Regions from separate parts of the Homo sapiens genome. Here region 2 is linked to region 1. A link is a loop called in an ENCODE intact Hi-C map of the cell type or tissue named here. Cell type or tissue: mammary epithelial cell. All regions are shown on one strand. Region 1 has its middle 200 kb from the start of TFAP2C. Region 2 overlaps TFAP2C (transcription factor AP-2 gamma).

What was found. Hi-C counts contacts between places; a loop is a spot of excess contacts. Peaks named below come from ENCODE experiments on the same cell type or tissue, not always from the same donor. Only the 100,000 strongest peaks of a DNase experiment are listed, where the experiment ranks them.
Region 2: a loop joins it to region 1, with 7 times the contacts of the local background. A loop is called at or near these places in 3 of 110 quality-filtered maps.

The regions. Positions count from the first base shown.
Region 1 is chr20:56,823,723-56,831,722 of GRCh38, forward strand. No RefSeq gene overlaps it. Among named protein-coding and RNA genes, the nearest start is that of TFAP2C, 200 kb to the left of the region's middle. In mammary epithelial cell, no CTCF peak of the experiment used is centred here; DNase peaks (open chromatin) are centred at 3,509 and 3,779; H3K4me3 peaks cover 925 bases; H3K27ac peaks cover 2,196 bases.
Region 2 is chr20:56,632,416-56,640,415 of GRCh38, forward strand. It overlaps TFAP2C (transcription factor AP-2 gamma), which reads left to right. Exons shown (of 7, transcript NM_003222.4): 4 at 938-1,154; 5 at 1,735-1,853; 6 at 4,195-4,339; 7 at 5,313-6,868. The coding sequence ends at 5,598. Among named protein-coding and RNA genes, the nearest start is that of TFAP2C, 7.1 kb to the left of the region's middle. RefSeq lists an enhancer at 4,383-5,143. In mammary epithelial cell, no CTCF peak of the experiment used is centred here; a DNase peak (open chromatin) is centred at 4,436; H3K4me3 peaks cover 2,231 bases; H3K27ac peaks cover 5,505 bases.

The DNA of each region.
Region 1 (8,000 bases):
AGGGAAATCTGAATAAGGTACAGCTTTAGTGAATAATGATATATCAATATTGGTTCATTAGTTATAGTAAACGTGCCATACTGATGGAAGTTGTTAATAATAGGAGACATTGAGTGTGGAGTACATGGGAACTCCCGGTACTATCTTTGTAATTTTTCTGTAAATCCAAAACTGATCTAAAAATTATAATTTAGCCAGGCGCCTGTAATTCCAGCACTTCGGGAGGCTGAGGCAGGAGGACTGCTTGAGGCCAGGAATCTGAGACCAGCCTGAGCAACATAACAAGACCCTGTCTCCACAAAAAGTAAAATTAAAAAATAATTAGCCTAGTATGGTGGGGCACACCTGTAGTCCCAGCTACTTGGGAGGCTGAGGTGGGAGGATTGCCTGAGGCAGGGAGGTCGAGGCTGCAGTGAGCTGTGATTGCACCACTGCACTCCAGCCTGGGAGACAGAGGAAGACCCCAACTCTTTAAAAATATGTGTATAAATAAAAAAATTAGAATTACAATCTATTTTTCAAATGAGGTAGAGTCTACGGATGGATGTGAGGGTTGTTCAAGATGTATGATTGAATGAAAACAGTGATCTCACTTTTGTAAAACAAAGTTGTGTGTGTGTTTCTTTAAGTACAGACAGGGTCTGAAAAGATGCCCTTTGCATCATAAGAGTTACCTTGGGTGTTTGCAGTGAAAACAAGACCTGGGAGGGGAAATAAGTATTGGGAGGGGATCTTCTACACTACTAGTCAATGTTGAGTTTTTTCTATGCATGTGCAAGGCTTTTACAATATCTATTTTCAATAACTATATTTCAAACACATAGACACACGTGGTGAAAAAGCAACCCCATGATGTGCTGGGGGAAGGTAGAGGAAGTCCAGTTGTCTGCTTCAGAATCATTTTGCCTAAATAGGTACCATATTCATCTCCCTTGATTCATAATTCAGAGGCAACAGCATGGAAGAACTAGAATACTCTCAGGTTTCTGGGCACATAAAAATGGCATTATTTCTAGAAAGTCTGATTTTGTTTTTTTGTTTTGTTTTTTTTTTCCTTGTTTGTTTGTTTTTGTTTTGAGACAGAGTCTCACTTTGTTGCCCAGGCTGGAGTGCAGTGGCATGGTCTCAGCTCACTGCAGCCTCTGCCTCTGGGGATCAATGATTCTTCTGCCTCAGCCTCCTGAGTAGCTGGGACTACAGGCGTGCACCACCACGCCCAGCTAATTTTTGTATTTTTAGTAGAGACGGGGTTTTACCATGTTGGCCAGGCTGGTTTCGAACTTCTGGCTTCAAGCGATCCACCCACCTCAGTCTCCCAAAGTGCTGGGATTACAGGCATGAGCCACTGTGCCCAGCCTTAGAAAGTCTCATTTGACCAGCATCTGTGGATGCTGTCACTATGCAGCCATCCAATGGCTTGCTTTGGAGTGGCTGCCATTTACCAAACACTCCCTCCGTGGCCAACCCAGAGAGGGGCCCACACACGCCCTCCCTTAGTCCTCAAAATGATGTTCAAGGTAAATTTTGTCACCACTACTTTTTTACATGAGAGACCCAGGGAAAGTTACTTGTTACCCAGCCAGTAAGGGAAGGTCTGGGCTCCATTCAGAGCTGTCCAACTCGGGGGCCCAAGCCTTGAACCACTCGCTCCTGATCCTCAGGGTAGAAGCCATTACAAAGGGAACTGCTCGCCTGAACATGAAGTCCTCCTCTGCTAGAGACACACATTGTCACACAGATACTTCCAGTCCCACAGCTTTCTCCCAGATGAGGTCCCTGTTCAACAAGATGGTTCCAATGAGCTTGACTCTCCTCTGCCATTGTTTATATTTCTGGTGGAATATTTTGGCCCTATAACCAGGTGCACATGGAATTTTAGTAACAATCAAAATGTCCAAGGGTTCATGAGACTCAGCATGTGCTTGGCTAAGATGGGCTGTATGGAAAGTATATGTTCGCCAACAGGATTTACATTTTACTTATTTATTTTTCCTGAAATCTCATCAAAATAAAAATCAACCAGGTTGCCCCGAGGCCCTCACTGATGTGTGGGAGGTACACTGAATGTAATTCACAGCTGGGGGACAAAGAGCAGCACAATGGCACTTTGTGGCAGAGCGGGGCTAGGTGGGGTGCATGGACCATTCTCAGGAAGGCAGGGGGCCTTTCTCTCCTCCAACCCAGATGGCCTCTGGAGAGAAGAGCAAGTGTCCAAGAGACAGCGGATTGGAGCAGACCGACTGTCAAGTGGAGTCAGGCAAATCTTGTGGGATCCATGTTTCATGCCTCCCTTAAATTTTGACCTAGGCTGGGTGCAGCGGCTCACACTTGTAGTCCTAGCTACTCGAGAGGCTGAGGCAGGAGGTCACTTGAGCCCAGGAGGTCAAGGCTGCAGAGAGCTGTGATCGCACCACTGCACACCAGCCTGGGCAACAGAGCAAGATCCCATTTCTAAAAAATAAAAATAAAAAATTTTACCTTTAATTTCCACAGCTTATGCCAAGTATTTCACTTTCATATGTATCTGTCCCCAGATACCGTCAGACTCACCGTGCACCCAAGACAAACCATGAGTGGGACCACGTTTTTTCTTAAATCCCCCCTGACATGTCAGCTGGTCACATGGTCTTCAGCTGAGAATGCCCTTCCTTTAGACTTGTCATATGGCACGGAGATTCTGCACCTTGATTCTCTCCCACCAAAGTGCTTTTGATGAGGGAGCTCAGAGTGTATTCTTGGATGAGAAGGTCTGCTTCCAATTGGGAGTGGAGAGCTTTGCCTCCTATCCGGTGCCTTCTCCTTCCTGGGTATGTAGAAAATGTCACATGATTCCAGTGCAAGGAACTGGAAGCTGATTTCCTCGGCTGCCCTCACTGACAAAAACCTAAGTGTCCGTTCAACACATTTCTGGGAGGTGTTTTCATTTTTTTGCTTTTTTCTTCTTCCATTTTTATTGTTGAGTTTCATCTGGTGCAAAGATTTCCACTAGAGAAGTGATTTGGAGTATTGCGGCATTTCCTTTCTTAATTAATCCCAACTGGGGCTTTGTCTACAGAAAGCATCTGAGGTTGATGGCTTCATCACTGTGCAGCGGGCTCTTCCTGCTGCATTTGTAAACACCAGCCGGGCCACAGTGCTCCGGCCCCGGTTCTGGTTTGAATTAAAGCCCCGGCTCAGGGAGCAACCCAGCTATGCTTTCCTGTAAGCTCTGTCAGTTTTCCAAAGCTTGTTAACACGCTCATATAAAAGGAAATAGGACGAACTTCAAGGAATTTACAACTGGTCTTAAACTTCAAAGACGAAAGCTACATCTATGCAACATGTGCACACAAAACCAGTATGTCCCTCCATCCCCTCTCTCCCCAGATACAACCTAACCAGCACAAAACAAAACAGAATCCAAACTCATAAAAGTTTGCTTAGCAAATCAGGGATGGCTCTGTGGGTTTGAAACCTTGTGTCACAGCCCCAGTTACAACACGAGGCTTTTGTGCATTGTGAAACACCAGGCAAAATTAGTAAGTCTGATGGAAGACATGATAAATAGTTCTCCAGCCCTTGAGAGAGTGATACTCACCAGCCCAGCCTAAAAGATCGGCTCCCTTGTTCTTCCCCAAAGCAAAGCTGGCCAGGTGGGTTCGTCTGGAAGGGAGGGCCCGACCATCCTCATCCTCCTCACCTGCCGCCTGCCCCCGCCCGCCCGGCCTGGGACAAGGCTGAGCATATCCACTGCCTGGTGCTGACACAGGGGCTTGTGATGAGCCCAGGAGGGAGAGGTCGGGGCACGTTCCTCAGCAGAGGGTGATTCATTTCAGAGCCGTCTCTTGGAGATGTCGACAACAAATAGAAAGGCACAACTTTTAAAATTCCCTTTGAATGTTCTCCTTTCTCCAGTGAGTATCAGCAGATCCGATTTATCTCAGCCTGCCTGGGTGTGGATGCCTAAGCCCAGTTCAAAGATTCTCGTTAGCTTCCTTTGAGCGTTTCCAAATTGAAACCCAAATAATTCAACTGAAGGCCCCATTCATGATGCGGCGGGGGTTTGCTCAGCGCCTCATGAATTGTTGCATGCACACAGCAAACGCAAGGCCACCGGCGTGGGGCTGCTTTGCCCGTTGCCTTTCTGTCTTCCATGCTAGAGCTATACATGGTGATCGTAGCACTTACGGGCAACAGTGACAACTGGAGCAGGAGAATTCTCTGCTGCGGGGGCCGCCCTGTGCAGAGCAGGATGTGTAGCAACGTCCTCAATGCCAGGGGCACCCTCCCCTCCCCAACTTGGGACAATAGAAAACGTTTCCAGATATTGCTGAATATCCCCCGCGAGTAGAGTTGAATGACGAAATACAGATGCTCAGTTACATTTGAATTTCAGATAAACAACAAATACTTTTCTTCTGTCTTGTATCTTACATACTTTGGAGCACACTTATAGTAAGACAGGATTTGGTGTTTATGTGAAATTCAAATTCAACTGGTCACCCTGTATTGTTATTTGCTAAATGTGGCAATTCTACTGCAAAAGACATAGGAGAGCCACTGACTTAGGAGAAACAACAAGTCTAGTTTCTGGTCCACCCCATTCTTGGCCGTTTAAATTCCTCAAGCTTTCTTTCTTCAGTGTAAAATGGGATCATGATGTCTGTCCCCTTTCATCAATAAAAGGATCCAATGAGAGTGAGCTGCCACTGTGCAGGTGAATGCCCGAGTCCGTCAGTCCCTGCCCTGTCCAAGCCCGAGCCTCTCGGGGGGTCGCTCGCTCCTTCCCATTTGGACTCCAGTGTGGGAGGTGGGTGGGGGCCGCACCCTTGGCTCTTGACCAATCAGAGAATCATATTTCTCTAGAGACAGGGATTGGCTGAGGGAGGCCATGTGACCTGAGCAGAGCCAATGAGAGACAATGTGGCTTTTGCTGGGACTTTAAGAGAGAGGCTCCTGTCCTGATCCCCGCAACTGAGCCTGGAAGCTGTAAGATCAGAGCGGCTGCCACCCAGCCAAGCACAGCTGAGACAGGGTTGATTTTTGATGGAGCTGTACCCAAAGCCATCTCCTCCTCTGGACTTTTCTGTGCCTAAACCAATGCATTCTCTCTTTACCCAAATCGGTTGGAGTTGGGGGTCTATGCCACACAAGGCACAAGCAGCCCAGCTGATTCACGTGTGAGATGGTTTCCCCACGCCTTGCCCACTCTAAGTGTTCAGTAAACGTTGAGTAGGATTGTAACATTCTGCTGCTGTTATTTCTTCAATGGAACTACAATGTCTTCAGGTTCAGAGGCCACATCTTCCCTCACATTGGTTTCCTCGTGGGTAAACCAGACGCCTGGGGAGCTGGAATCAGAACGACTAAATAAAGGGGTGGATGGGCGGCTATACAGAAGGAAAGACGCATGGGCAAATTGACAAAGGGCATTATGGGATGCAAAAAAAAACAAGCAAGACCCTCCTCCTTGAGAAGCTCTTCATGAACGATCACTGCAGTGATTCCCCCTTTTCTGCATCCAGCCACCTTTGCACGGTGACTAATTCCAAGCTGGGTACCCCCAAACCCAGCTCCCACCTCAGGGCGTTTACCCTTTCTGGAACACCCTCTCCAAGTTCTGCTTGTGGCTCGTTCCTTGCTATTCAGATCCACATTCCCATGCCACCTCTTCCAGGAGGCCCTCCCTCATCGTCCCAGCAGCTGCCCTTCCTATCATGCTCCCATGCTTTATTTCACTTGGGGCTACTATCACCATCCACAGTGACCTGCCCACTTGCTAACCCTGCCACCGTGTGAGCGCCATAGAGACAGGATCTTAATCCTCACTCACTGCCATGTCCTCAGCCCCTAGATTGAGCACATAGTAGATGCTCAATAAATATTTGTCGAATGAATGAGTTATTTACACATCTGGCTTCCGTCCCTGGAGGGCAGGCACCTTGTCTTACCTGTTTTGAACCCCCAGGTTTCTACTCAATGCAAATAAGGCATCAAATAAGACCTTAGTACATGAGTGTTGAATGAATGAATAATATTTAAGATGATGTTAGTTTCTGAAGAACCCAAAGCAACAGAAAGCTCAGTGTGGGGCTGCATCTCTCAGCCTCCTCAGGGCATCTGCCACTGCTGAAGTGACCTCCTGTCTCAGCAGCATCGGCGGCAGGATTACAGGGCAGGGTCGGAGCCTCAGGTCTGCTGTTGACATTGTGATTAAGGCGGGGAACACACCAGGGCCTCCCTCATAGGGCGGAATGAGCGTTAACTGGAGCAAAGCAGGTAACACGCTTAGAACTGTCCTATCATGCCTGCCACAGAGAGGCGTGATAGGTTTCCATTTCTCCACACATCCCTGCATCCATCCTCCTTTCGCTCCAGAGGAGGAAGCTTCCTCCACGAAGGAAGGTACCCGTCCAAGGTCACACAGCCAGTGAGAATTTTCTCAGCACATCCAAGAGGTGACCCGCCCCCCGCCCCTTGCCTGACACCTCCCTCCCCACCCCCACACCTTCCGGTTTCCACCCCGGGCTCATTTGTCTGCAGTTAAATCCTCAGGGACTTTTTTCTTTCCCCCAGGGTGGGCACATTTTATTTTAAACAGAAAAAAATGACAAAGTCGCTCATAAATCGAGCTGTTTTTCACACTGTCCTGTCTCTGACAGGCTGTTAGAAAAGTTGGGAGGAGAGGTGCTACTGTTATACTTTTGTTATTCGGTGCTAATTAGAAGAGAGCTGAGCGCTGGGATGGAGAACAGTTTCCAAAGAGGCACTTATTGTTCCCATTCGAATGAAAACGCCTTCAGATTAAAAAACCTCTCTCATTCCTGGGTGCTGCATTTCCAGCAAAATACTTTGTTTTGTTCTTAAAATTACCTGGTCGATAGAATACCATAGACATATTAAAATGTGTTAGAAAATAATCTTCTAAACATTCCTGTTAGAGTACTTAAAGGTATCTGACTGCTTCTTCTATAGCAATTGTAATGAAGATGCAGAGGGAACGTGTGTTTGATCTACGGAAAGACACATCTGTGTCCACAGACTGAGCAGAAGAGGTAGAGGGGAGTCTCCTCCTTTGTGTGGGGAGACAGGGTGCTAGGAGGAAAGAGCTTTAGCTGAGAAGCCTGAAAAGGGAAAGGGGGGTGCCGGGTGCCATGGCCCACACCTGTAATCCCAGCACTTTGGGAGGCCAAGGTGGGCAGATTATGACGTGAGGAGTTCGAGACCAGCCTGACCAACATGGCAAAACCCCATCTCTACTAAAGATACAAAATTAGCTGGGCGTGGTGGAGCACGGCTGTGATCCCAGCTACTTGGGAGGCTGAGGCAGGAGAATCGCTTGAAGTCGGGAGGTGGAGGTTGCAGTGAGCCAAGATCATGACACCGCACTCCAGTCTGAGCGACAAGAGTGAAACTCCATCTGAAAAAACAAAAAGGCGGGGGATGCAACGGACATTTTTTTCCTCCAAAGTCCACTGTGTGTGCCTGTTGCCCTGTCCAAGCTGCGTTCCAGCCCCAACACTGCTGCTGGATGTGGCAGTGTTTTACTGAATCCTCACATCTGCCCATGGGGTGCACGCTTATTGTCAGAGGCGTTTCAACCACAGCAACCCCATCTTGAATAGGAGCAGGTAAAAAGAGGCTGAGACCTACTGGGCTGCATTCCCAGATGGTTAAGGATTCTAAGTCACAGGATGAGATAGGAGGTCAGCACAAAATACAGGTCAAAAAGATCTTGCTGATAAAACAGTCCGCAGTAAAGAAGTCAGCCAAACCCCACCAAAACAGGATGACGATGAGAGACACTTCAGGTCGTCCTCACTGCTACACTCCCACCAGCACCATGACAGTTTACAAATGCCATGGCAGCATCAGGATGCTACCCTATATGGTCTAAAATGGAAAGGCATGAATAATTCCCCCCACCTTGTTTAACATATCATCAAGAAATAACCATTAAAAATGGGCAACCAGCAGCCCTTGGGATGCTCTGTCTATGGAGTAGCCATTCTTTTGTTCCT
Region 2 (8,000 bases), 190 kb before region 1:
AAAATTGGATTACTTGGTGAGTGAGTGGTTTATGAAATTAAGTTACTTAACTGACAGGATTACCAGGATTACCATTTTGACTGTTTTGGGAAATAGAGTAGGCCTAAATTGAAGGTAGTTTTGGCCTGTTACTTGAACTGCTTAAATGGATTGAGGATGGAGGAAAAATGGATTTTAAAGAAAAACTCAGAAAAGACTACAAATTTTCAGTAAACTTAGAACGTATTAGTTTGGATGATTAAATTTACTGTGATCAACTGCACTGAAAAATTTTGGAAAGAATCTTAATGTGTCCTATGATTTTGGTTGTTCTTGAGGGGAAAAAACTCACCGTTTATTTAGTATTGAAGCAGTCTTCTGAAAACAAATGTTCTAATTAAATAGTTTTCAGCAGCTGCTAGGAAAAAAAAAAAAAGAAACCCTCCAAGCTTTGGATCTTCACTAATTAACTTCCCAAGGTGTTAACTTGTGAATTTCAGATTAGATTTGTCTCTGAAGTAGGGGGCTTTTTTAAAAAGTCAGCCATGGCCAGGTGCAGTGGCTGACACCTCTAATCCCAGCACTTTGGGAGGCCAAGGTGGGCAGATCACTTGAGGTCAGGAGTTTGAGACCAGCCTGGCTAACATGGTGAAACTCCATCTCTACTAAAAATACAAAAAATTAGCTGGATGTAGTGGTGGGCACCTGCTGGAGAATTACTTGAGCCCGCAAGCTGAGGCTGCAGTGAGCAGAGATCACACCACTGCACTCCAGCCTGGGCCACAGAGTGAGACTCTTATTATTTTTTTTTTTTAAATAAAGTCAGCCTGCAGTTGATCGTGGGGTGTGCAATGATGCTTGTCTAAAGATCACTTTCAGCTTTGGTTATTGGTTTTGAAAAGGTCTCTTTTGCTCAGAGAGAGCTCTTGTGACTGCCAGCTCTGACCTTCATTCACAGGTCCCATTTCCATGACCAAGAACCCTCTGAACCTCCCCTGTCAGAAGGAGCTGGTGGGGGCCGTAATGAACCCCACTGAGGTCTTCTGCTCAGTCCCTGGAAGATTGTCGCTCCTCAGCTCTACGTCTAAATACAAAGTGACAGTGGCTGAAGTACAGAGGCGACTGTCCCCACCTGAATGCTTAAATGCCTCGTTACTGGGAGGTGTTCTCAGAAGGTACTTGGGGCACAATTCTAGGCATAGTGGTTGGGTAGTTGAAGGTGAGTGTATCAGAGGCCCAGGAGGTATTTTTAACATTTATGTGACTTTATGCCTAACACTGAATTCTAATCGGGTTAGAGTTTTAGTACATTTCTTCTCCTTTAGAAAGTGCCAAATGTGGGAGGAAGTGCTAAAACGACGCTCACAAATTCTCACTTGGTTAGAATTTGATCCCATGTATGAAGTGATAGCATCTGTATTGAGGGGAGGTGGGGGGAGCACCCTGGGTTTGTTCCCCAGGGAGTTTTTGTGGGGCCGTTGTAGTTTCACAAGTGAAAATTTGTCTGCTCCCATACAATTTGAAATATTCGGTGATGCAGAGTTGGATGCTAGGAAAGATTGATTTTGTATCTTACGGGGACTAATTGAAAGAGGACCCTGCTATCACTTTTCATTATGGTTCACGTGATGTAGATAGTCTTTGATGGGTTTCAGCTTTGACAGCAGCACTTTAGGAGTTTAGAATTTTTAAAGTGTGCGTGTGTATGTGTTTTTGTTTTTGAGAGTAGCCAGAGTCAATTTTTCTTTTTCTTAGAGCCAAATCGAAAAATGGAGGCCGGTCCTTGCGGGAGAAGTTGGACAAGATTGGGTTGAATCTTCCGGCCGGGAGGCGGAAAGCCGCTCATGTGACTCTCCTGACATCCTTAGTAGAAGGTCAGTGGGGTTTTGTTTTTGGTTCGTGATGTTTTTAATTTGTGCCTGTGTCTTTAATACTTATTGCAGAAAAACTGGAAAACAACTCTTAAAACTTGGTTGCAAGTAGAGATGAAAGCAATTGGAATTGTTCTCTAAGTTTATTGGAATGAATCACAGTTAATTTTATCGAATAAGTTAACATTTAAGTATCTGGTTGCTCAGGTAGGCTCTTCTGTATTCCCCCAGAGAATCAATGTTGGAAAGAAACTGGTTTTCCTAACCTAAGAAATCACACTCTAGGGGTGTCGGCATTTCCTGTTAAATGAACCAGTTTTTTTGGAAGATAACAGCTGATCATTTGGTACACCTTGAGTAAAAGCTGGTTACTTACTGGTGAGCAGAAGTACTGCTTCTGTTTTTTGTAGCTGTGGGTTATTTTGTAGCTGGGGATTGTGGTCAGTGAAGAGAACCTCTTGTATACAATACGACTGGCCCGATTCACAATTCTATTCTTCCCTCCCATCCAAAGAAAAAAACTAATCGAACCCCTGGCCCACGCACAAGTTCCTCTTGCCAGTGCTAAGATAGTAGGACATAGCATTTCAGTTTCTTGAATGGGGGGCCCCTTTACCCCAACCTGGACAGTAGCCAAGAATGCAACACAACCTTTAAAAGGAGCTGAAGGGAAAGTAAAATAATTTTTTAAAAACAAAACAAAGCATGTTGTTACTGCTCCCGGGAAGAGTTGGACGCTGAGAGAGGCTTAGGGCTCTCACTATGGGCAGGGGAAGCCAAGGAGAAACGGGCTCCCCGTGGCAGTACCCTCTTTTGAAGACTTTCTTTCCTTGCTCTGATGGCGTGACGTGGTGCTCAAAGAGACTTGGCAGAGTCCCTGCTTTACCTTTTACGAGTGCCTTTGGAGGTCAGGGCAAGGAGAAAGGAGCTGCCTGTCTGAGAACAGCTGTCCTGCCTGTAGAATCGGCGGTTCTGCTGGGGTTTCTTGCTAGCCAGGCAGGGTGATTGAATAAGAAAGTGTGCTCCAGAACAATGGCTCTCCAAGGCTGCTTCAGTCAACCCAGGGGGCCCCTCCACCATCTGGGTTTTTGCAAAGCTCACCAGTCCTGCACCCTGGAGCCAGGGAAGGTACCTCTTGGGTGGGAGAAACTCTCTTGGTTGCCTCCCTTAGCTCTTCCACTGACTTGGACAGGGAAAAGGGTGCTCCAAGTTGGTTTTTAGGAGAAACATCCCTCCCATCTTTTTTAAAAGAAACATTCTAGAGATCTGCCCCTTCAGTAAAAAGGCACTATTAAAAAAAAAGTAAGCTGTCAGATGTCACCATTTTATAGAGAAGTGACTAGTTTGCTTTTGTCAAACATGTTTATAGCCCTTAAATTTTCCTACTTCCCCAAAATGATACTACTTAATATAAAGAGAAAACATGGGTATGTTTGATTATCTGTTGAGCAGAGGACTGGTAAACATTTTTCAAGTTTACTCATCTCAGTATCCATGGGGCACTGGTTCCAGGTCCCATACCAAAACCTGAGGATGTTCAAAATGTTATATTTGTATATAACCTACACACATCCTTCCGTATAGTTTAAATCATCTCTGCATCACTTACTTATAATACCTAATACTATGTAAATGCTATGTAAATAGTTGTTACATTGTATTGCTCAGGGAATAATGGCAAAAGTCTGTGTGTGTTCAGTACAGACACAACCATTCATTATTTCCCCCCCGAATCTTTTCAATCTGAGTTTGGATGAATACAGATTCTGAACCCACGGATACAGAGGGCTGACTTGATTGTGCAGTTAGAAGTTTCAGGGTCTTTTCTGCTCACATTGTGTGATCTCCACCCTCTATTCCTGGGGTGGAGGACCTACTGAGAATCCCTAGAAAGTTCTACCTACCAGCTGAGTTGTCTGCCCTGTATATGATTTCGTTCTTGCATGCAACGTATGACTGGTAGACAATGAATACTACTAGAAAGAGAGAAAATGGGGGCTGGGTGCTGTGGCTCATGTCTATAATCCCTGGCATGAGCCATTGGTTGAGACCAGGAGCTCAAGACCAGCTGGCCAATGTGGCAAAACCCTGTATCTACTAAAAATACAAAAATTAGCTGGGTATGGTGGTGCATGTCTGTAATCCCAGCTATTCAGGGGCTGAGGCACGAGAATTGCTTGAATTCCGGAGGTGGAGGTTGCAGTGAGCAGAGATCGGGCCACTGCACTCCAGCCTGGGCAACAGAGCGAGACTCCGTGTCAAAAAAAAAAAAAAAGAGAGAGGAAAAGGGCAGTTTGGCCTCAGTGACCACAGCCATCCTAAAAGCTGTTGCTGATTATTCTAGGTGAAGCTGTTCATTTGGCTAGGGACTTTGCCTATGTCTGTGAAGCCGAATTTCCTAGTAAACCAGTGGCAGAATATTTAACCAGACCTCATCTTGGAGGACGAAATGAGATGGCAGCTAGGAAGAACATGCTATTGGCGGCCCAGTAAGTATCTGAACTTGAATTTGATGATGACTCAATGCTCTAGACCTTGAGGTTGAGAAGATTCCCCCTCCACAGTCCCGATGGCTCAACAAAGAAATATTCTTGAAATAAATTAGGGTGGAGCAAAAGAAAATGGCAAGGGAGCTTCTTTTACAAAGTCAAATACATTAACTTTTTGTATGATTTAGAAGAGTGCATGACTCAGCCATGAGTATTTTTGAGCTGCTTAGTTATTCAACCCAAAGTAGTTGAGCTGCCCTTTCATTATTGTGTTAGCATATCTTACAAAAATGTGTTGAAAACCCGATTTGTTTTGTCACAACCAGTAAAGAGAGATTGTGTGCCTTCTACCTCCTGATAGCAAGACTTTTGTCTTTCAAATGTAAAGATCAGGGTGGATTTGTGGGCAAATTAACTGTCTCCAAAACGACTTAATGCAGCTGTGGGTTTTCTCATAGAAACCAACAGTAAGTTGATTTGAAAATGATGGTAAATGAAGCAGAACTAGTCGAGCCAGGAAATGGGGTAAAAGAGAGCGCAGTGAACCAGGCTGTGTCAGGAGTCAGAATTTCAGGGGGATGCTTCCTTCTCCCGGTTCCTCACGGAATTTGTTTATTGGAACCAACTTGTACCAAGGTAAACTGTCCCTTAAGCTCATGGGTTGGAATCCAGGCCCCATTACTTTTACCAGTCCTGGTGACCTTGGCCAGTTAGCTGGGGTTAAGTTAATCCTGTTGTCTTTTCTAATTGCAGTGAGGATTAAATAAGATAGTGCTTTAAAACAGCTTAACTCAGAGCCTGGCGCAGAATAGTTGCTAAGCGCAGCAGTTGGCTATTAGTATTAAATTCTCCTTCCTCGGGTTGAAGCAGTTGTGCTTGCCTCCCGGGCGCCAGCCTCAGTGTAGTTGGTTCTGTGCTCTTGACCTGTAAGGAGCTAGATGGAACTCATCGAGTCAACTGACTGTCTTCACAGGCAACTGTGTAAAGAATTCACAGAACTTCTCAGCCAAGACCGGACACCCCATGGGACCAGCAGGCTCGCCCCAGTCTTGGAGACGAACATACAGAACTGCTTGTCTCATTTCAGCCTGATTACCCACGGGTTTGGCAGCCAGGCCATCTGTGCCGCGGTGTCTGCCCTGCAGAACTACATCAAAGAAGCCCTGATTGTCATAGACAAATCCTACATGAACCCTGGAGACCAGAGTCCAGCTGATTCTAACAAAACCCTGGAGAAAATGGAGAAACACAGGAAATAAAATTGGAACGAAGAAAGGTTAGGAGAGTAGGGAAGGAACAGGACTGCAAAAATCCTTCTCCACCGCACAGACTGGGAACCCCTCCTGGCCTGGGGGAAGAGTTTGTTACCTACCTTACTATTTAAAGAGCCTTCACTGGTTCTGCATCACCCGCCCCTGGACTTCTTAGTTGTTTCTCTAGCGCTGAGCTATCTCCTAACTTTGGACCTATTATCAGAAGGTGACAAGTACTGGCTCTTTATTCATTAAGCTTTTTTTTTTTGAACCCCATTCTTTCCTTCTCTGAAAGTGGTGCTATAAGTTTTAGAATCTTTTAAATACATTCCCTGGGCCAACAGACCCACACACTTAGCCATTGAAATGTCAAATTGATGTGCCCTAGATCAACAGATCAACAATACCTTTTTTTTCAGTGTTAAGGTAATGGTTGGTTTTTGTGTCCGCTAAATATTTACCTTGAAAAAAAGAAAAGTGTGTATCTAGCTTCTTCAGAGATCAAGTCCTCTGGTAGGAGGCAAAGGTTCTATCTGCTTAGCAACTAGTTAATAAGTGGTATCTGACACACTCTAAACCCCGTGTTCAAACGGGGGCCTTCTGGTTTTAGGAAACTTGTAGAAACGAAGCCTGCTGATTGATTTTTTTCTCCTTTTTTTTTTTTTTTTTTTTTAACTTTGAAAGTTAACTCTTCAAATGGGAGACTCTTTGAAATGACATGTTCCTTTAAGGTACTGAAGCTTTATTTGCATATTTATTTCAGATGTTTCGAGTAAACTTGAAAAGGGTAGGCACGAAGCAATTTGTTGCTGCTTGTCACCCCCAAGTCCCCGTGGAGGTTCTGTATTTTAAGAAACAGTGCGTTGAGTGTACAGATTTTATTTATGCGTAATTTAATGGGGTCTGTAAATACTGGTGCACTTCTTACGACTTTTTTGAGACATGGGATCCAATTTTAATATTAACTTTTAATGGTGATGGGGTAATCTATAACACATCATAAGGTTTTATTCATATATATACAGGGTATTAAGAATTAAGAGGATGCTGGGCTCTGTTCTTGGCTTGGAAGATTCTATTTAATTGAAACTCTCTGTTCAGAAAGCAATAACTTTGTCTCGTTCCTGTTGGGCTGAACCCTAAGGTGAGTGTGCAGTACAGTGTGTGTGGGTGAAATGGAGATTTGGAATTGAACTCTCTGCCTGTAAATGTTCCCCAAATAATTGTTGTGTGTATGATACGTGTATAATAAAAGTATTCTTGTTAGAATCTGAAAGTCTGGCTATAGGTTTTTGTTTTTGCTTTTGTTTTAAAGTCTTTTGGGTGAATGGAATTAGGGCAGAGCTGATTTATGGCTTGACTGTGGCTTGGTTAATGCCCTGAGCAGGCAAGTTTTGTGTGCTGTTGGGGAGGAACCTGAAGTTTCACCTTTTCTCCCTAGCGACACTGTTCAGCTACCCCAGGCCTTATGCTGTCATCAGTGTCTCTCAACTGCAGAGGGATAGAATCATCCTCCCCACCCTGGAGGTGTTGGGAAATGTCTGAGGGACAGTTTATTGACATTAAGAGGGGCCAATGTTTTGGGAACAATGTCTCATGGAAGGTTACTGTATTGAGGACAGGTACACTGGCATACTGTACTCAGCATACTGTATAGTGGTCAAGAATGGAAGTGAAATGATTATGGGTGTTCTTTGGGCAGATGTTTCTCTCTTTTTTTTTTTTTTCTTTTTTTAAGATGAAGTCTCGCTCTTGGCCCCAGGCTGGAGTGCAATGGTGTAATCTCGGCTCACTGCAACCTCCACCTCCCGGGTTCAAGCGATTCTCCTGCCTCAGCCTCCTGAGTAGCTGGGATTACAGGTGCGTACCACCACACCTGGCTAATTTTTGTATTTTAAGTAGAGACAGGGTTTCACCATGTTGGCCAGGCTGGTCTCGAACTCCTGACCTCAGGTGATCTGCTCGACTTGGCCTCCCAAAGTGCTGGGATTACAGGCGTGAGCCACCGCGCCAGGCTGGGCAGGTGTTTCTTAGGAGGACTTGGCATTCAGTCGAATGCAAGCAGTGGACGTGCAGCATGCCAGTGTTTTCCATTCATCTAAGTTCTCTTTGGAAATGAGATCGTGCTCATCCACCCAAGACATCCTCTTCATTTCATCTGCCTGCAGGGGAAACCAGAGATTGAGTCTTTGTGCTACTCCAGGAGCAGAGGAGTCTGGCAGGGGTTATGTACTTGCTGGATGTTTGTGATGCACACGGCAGGTACTTGATCTCGAGTTGAAGCAGCCTGGCATCTCCTCCAGGAAGTGATGTGTTTAGAGTTTGCCATGTGTGGCCTGGCTTCAAAGGGAACTGGGAGCCGTAGGATTTTCCCCATTGGATAAGACCATTGCTTCAATGCCAGTTTT